Linked DNA regions of Mus musculus: region 2 is linked to region 1. The links are chromatin loops, found by intact Hi-C in ENCODE. Cell type or tissue: left cerebral cortex. All regions are shown on one strand.

Evidence for each region. Peaks named below come from ENCODE experiments on the same cell type or tissue, not always from the same donor. Only the 100,000 strongest peaks of a DNase experiment are listed, where the experiment ranks them.
Region 2: a loop joins it to region 1, with 2.3 times the contacts of the local background. A loop is called at or near these places in 3 of 42 quality-filtered maps.

Annotation. Positions count from the first base shown.
Region 1 is chr14:75,129,100-75,131,599 of GRCm38, forward strand. It overlaps Lrrc63 (leucine rich repeat containing 63), which reads right to left and starts at 1,784. Exons shown (of 10, transcript NM_027581.1): 1 at 1,672-1,784; 2 at 366-535. The coding sequence starts at 489. It also overlaps a transcript of Lcp1 not described here. In left cerebral cortex, a CTCF peak has its summit at 1,512; DNase peaks (open chromatin) are centred at 1,623, 1,958 and 2,294; H3K4me3 peaks cover 1,368 bases; H3K27ac peaks cover 268 bases.
Region 2 is chr14:75,062,793-75,065,292 of GRCm38, forward strand. No RefSeq gene overlaps it. Among named protein-coding and RNA genes, the nearest start is that of Rubcnl, 48 kb to the left of the region's middle. In left cerebral cortex, no CTCF peak of the experiment used is centred here; a DNase peak (open chromatin) is centred at 1,335.

The DNA.
Region 1 (2,500 bases):
CGTGTTTATATTACAGGAGCTGAAACAGGAAGGCAGAGTCAATCCTGCGTCATCCAGGTGTGTACTGGGTTCATGCGTGTTGTGGAACTTGTATTTTCGCTTATCTAAACACACGTTCCCATGAACAGAAGAACTATTGATTTGGGGATTTTAGCAGTAAGTAAACTCATATTTGACAAGTCCACGAATGAGGATCAATCAATGAGCACACCTATAGAACTGATTCTTGGTTGTTGTCACCTTATGATAAACATTTTTCCGTATGGCTATTAGTAACTGTCTTTACTGAGATTGTAAATTAAGTAAAGCAAGGGATTTCTATGGAAAAAAAACACACCAAGGTTAATACACATATCTGTACATACCTGTATGTACTATACGAACTTTCTTTTTTAATAAAGGTACTTTAGGGAGCTTTGGAGGTAAGGGTCTTCGCAGAAGTAGTGGATGCTGCTGGGTTTTGAGTGAGCGATAAATGCTCTTTTTCATAGCTGCTGGTTAAGTGAGAACTGAACTTCCTGAGAACGAATCGTTACTGAAAAGAAGTGGTTATCACTTAGAAAATATCCTTACGGAAACCATTCTGAGTTGCTATGATACTGAGTTTAAGCAGGCTAGCATTGTAAGGAGGGGGGGGGGGGAAAGAGTAAAAAAAATCATTTAAAATTTATTTTTGAAGTACTTTTAAAATGGCATATTTTTAATACAGGCTTAAGCATGGAGCTTAAGAAAGACAGAGAGGCATTCAAAAAGTTTAACGTTTTCTTTCTGTACTGGATATTGAAACTCTGGTCTCATGCAAGGCCATATCACTGAGCCAAATCCCCCTGCTTTCCAATTTGCTTAAAATTAGAAGTTGGGAAATACATTTGTAAGCCCAACACTTGAAAGCCTGAGACAGGAGGGTCAGCCTGGGCTACACGGGGAAGGGTGGTTTCTTTTAAAAATTTAGATTAATAATTAATATAGATAAAACATATTCTATTATTAATCTAGACCTTGCTAACATTTCCCGTGTGAGTATGAAATTCAACCAGCCAACGCTATTTTCAGTCAGTAAATGGTGACCTCTCTCCCTGCAATATAGGCATTGGCATTTCATTCACTACCTCCCAAATATTATCAGTATAGACTTAGAAGGGATTTTGGAAAAAAAAAAAAAAAAGAAGGTAAAGGCCTCTGAAATCCCACAGTATCTAACCATACACAAACGGTTTTCTTGTATGGCGATGGCTTGTTTTAACTCTCAGCTGACTTAATTTGTCCATAATTATGCAACTCCAAAATAAGACAGGCTTTTTAATACAATGAGATGTTCCAGGATGGCGGGGAATCCCAGAGAATAGGGAAATAAGGACACCAGCTGTCCTCCGCCCCCCCCCCCACGCCCCACCGCCCAAAATAAGTCTTTGTTTTCAGGGCAACCTCAAAAGTGCCTGGCACAGTGCAGCTCCGCGGAATGCCCGGCAGGCAGGGAACCCTGGTGCGGTGCAGAAGAGCGGTTTACCCGCGAAAGGTAACTGCAGGCCAGCGCTCGCTCCTGATTTGTCGGCTGGTAGCGCGTGCCCGCCCGCCACAAGTTTCCTTTTCTAGTTGGTGGGGAGACCCCATCACCACCCCCCAGTCCCCAAGTGTCCAGCTCCTACGGACCCTGCCTTCAAGCACACAGACCAGATTTCCCACGTCCATCTCCTTTATCCCTGAGTCCTGGCTGCCAGTGACTGTCTAGCGAGGTCTCCAGTTAGGTCTAATTCCATGTTTGTGCTGGACGCAGCTCCTTTAGCAGCATCCCCAAGCCCTGCTACAGCCGAATTACGCTCATAGTAAGGACCACCAACTAGTCCCCGCCCCCCAACACTTCCCCACCCCCCCGCACCCGCACACCCCCCCCCCCCAGCTAGCCCGGTAAGAAGCGCAGGCGCACGAGGGTTGGGCACGTCGGGAACTAGGGGCGGGGCATTGAGCCCCGCCCATCTGCCCCGCCCACTCGATCCACCCACTGATTTCGCCACCTTAGGCCAGTGGCCCCTAATTCTGCTGCGGGCAGCGCAGGATGCCCGGAGGCTGAAGTGGTGGAGCCGGGAGGAGTGGCTCCACGTGTAGCTGTACGGAAGGCTGTGGTGACAATCGTTATTACTATTCTTACTCTTAAAACAGTGGCCACTATTATTTACTTACTTTTCTCCATGACTTGACACCGGTGTCTGGAGACTGGGTTGGCATTTTCTAATACGGCTACACTTTTGGGCAGCTGGCCACCGTTACTCATTTTGCAGTAAAACCCTTGTCTCCAAATCGCACGTTCTGTTTTCCTTCTTGTCTCTTGGGTGCAACCTGGTTTGTCTTTCTGTTTTTAAAGTTCTTGGTGGAAGTGGAACTGTGTGGGAACCGAGAGCTGTAAGGCAGTGAGTGGTTCCAAAGCTCTTTAAAAGGACACCCAGGTCTCACTGTCACGGTGGTTGGCTGTGATTACCGGTGTTGGTGCTGTCTCCATGTTCAG
Region 2 (2,500 bases), 66 kb before region 1:
TCTTTTTTTCTAAAAGCAAAAGGACACCAGGTCTGGAGCCTGTTGCAGCTTAGTGAGTCCTCTCCCATCAGGCTTTGCGGCGCTGATATTCTATAGCAGCAGATGGGAAGGATGTGAGGAAGACAGAAAGTTTACAAAACAAATGTGGCGGTCACTCGTCCCCTTCTGTAGGAATGGTCTTGATCGTCTGAAACCCTTCTGCGTCCCCTCTACTTCTAAAATTTCGTTAAAACAGAAATTCTTCCTTTGAGAGAAGTCCAAATTCCGTTTGCTCACTGAAGAAGCATGGCAGATCAACTGCATGCTCCGCTCTCCCTCTTTCTAGAAATGCACAGAGGTTAAAAATATGCAGTTTGGAGCTGAGATGAAAGGATGGACCATCTAGAGACTGCCATACCTGGGGATCCATCCCATAATCAGTCTCCAAACGCTGACACCATTGCATACACCAGCAAGATTTTGCTGAAAGGACCCTGATATAGCTGTCTCTTGTGAGACTATGCCGGGGCCTAGCAAACACAGAAGTGGAAGCTCACAGTCAGCTATTGGATGGATCACAGGGCCCCCAATGGAGGAGCTAGAGAAAGTACCCAAGGAACTAAAGGGATCTGCAACCCTATAGGTGGAACAACATTATGAACTAACCAGTACCCCGGAGCTCTTGACTCTAGCTGCATATGTATCAAAAGATGGCCTAGTCGGCCATCACTGGAAAGAGATGCAAACTTTATATGCCTCAGTACGGGGGAACGCCAGGGCCAAGAAGTGGGAGTGGGTAGGTAGGGGATTTGGTGGGGGGGGGGGTCTGGGGGACTTTGGAGATAGCACTGGAAATGTAAATGAAGAAAATACCTAATATAAATAAACAAACAAACAAACAAGCAAAAGCCTAAGAGAACACAGCACACTGTACAGGAAGGGCATCAAGGAGGACTCATTCAGCAGTTTCGACTGATGCGAGGCTGCGAACTCTGGCTGGTGTCTGAGGGACTGGACAGGAGGTCTTTGGCCCTCCTCTGTCTTCCCCTCAATCCCCGCAACCCCCCCCCCCCGCCCCGGCCCCAAGTCCTCCTTGGAAGGCCAAGCACGGAGTGAGGTAGCCTGGGCTAAAGGTGGGAACATGGGTTTTTCTGACTATCACCTTGAAAAACTCCAGAGAATCTGGGTCACGCAGAGTTTAAGATACCGTTGTAAGTTGAACAGAAGGGAATTGGGTGAAAATCTGCACACTGAAGAGATGGGTTCAGCCCTCTTCCCCCACATGCTGCCTTCAGGATTCAGGCAGCCGTGATGATACTCCCACAGAAAAGACCGCTTTAACTGAAACTGTGTGACTAAAAGTCTCTCTTAGGAACCTCGGTGCTAAATGGCCATATTCCCATAGACTCGTGCCTACACTCTCTTCGCTGACGTGAGCACCTTCTGGATGGAGGTGAGGTCACAGAACTGAGGACTCTGCTGTCTCTGGTATGATGTGAAGAGTGGTAGAGGTTAGAGCTTGTGTGAGATATCTTCTGTTGGTTTCTCAGTGCCCCACCCCCATCCTTTTGTGCCTGAGGTTTATGGCTCCCTGGCCTTATGGCTTCCAATTGAGTCTAGACAATTAGTAGCCCCCAAAACAGAGTTGAGGGAGGAAGGGCAGCGAAGTCTCCACTATCTGTTCCCTAGAGTATTTTCCTGTGAGGATGCCTTCTGTTCCTTGGCCAAAGGTCATAGTGCCCGTTACAGAATCTGTTCTGCATACCAGGCTGTTCTTCTTGGTTCTGAAAATCTCCCTCATCTCTTGAAGAGCTGACGAGGTGGTGGGAGCTCTACCACTGTCAATCAAGGTTCAACCACACCCATTCCTAACACTGTCAATCAAGGTTCAGCCACGCCCAGTCCCACCACTGTCAATCAAGGTTTAGCCACGCCCAGCCCTACCACTGTCAATCAAGGTTCAGCCACGCCCAGTCCCGCCACTGTCAATCAAGGTTCAGCCACGCCCAGTCCTACCACTGTCAATCAAGGGTTCAACCACGCCCAGTCCATCCCTTTGTGAAAGCAGAACAGCTGTGTTGGCTTCTCTACCTCCAAGTTTGCAACCTCACTGTTGTGGATGGTGTGTGGGTGCTCCTGCTGTGGACTGGACTGAGAATGGAAGGACAAAGGTAAAGATCCCACAGAAGATGGGGGAGCTGTGGGCCTGGATGCCACTTCCCCAACAGAGTGGGTCAGGGAATCCATCAAAGTGTGCACAAGAGGCAATGTTGTCTGATCTGGGTCTGACTTCCAAAAGTCTTCACGAAAACGTCTCCTATAGGCAAACCCTGACTAGATCTGTTCTGGAAATTTCTATCCAGGTTAATCATATTGACACATAATCACCTCAGAAATTCTAGTCCCCTTCCTACGTTCAGATCTCCCTTTTGCGTGTGACAAACTGAATTCAATTGGAGTGGCTTGTACCTCATGACATTTCTGAGGCGCTAAAGATGAGGAATAGCAGTAAGTCTTTGGT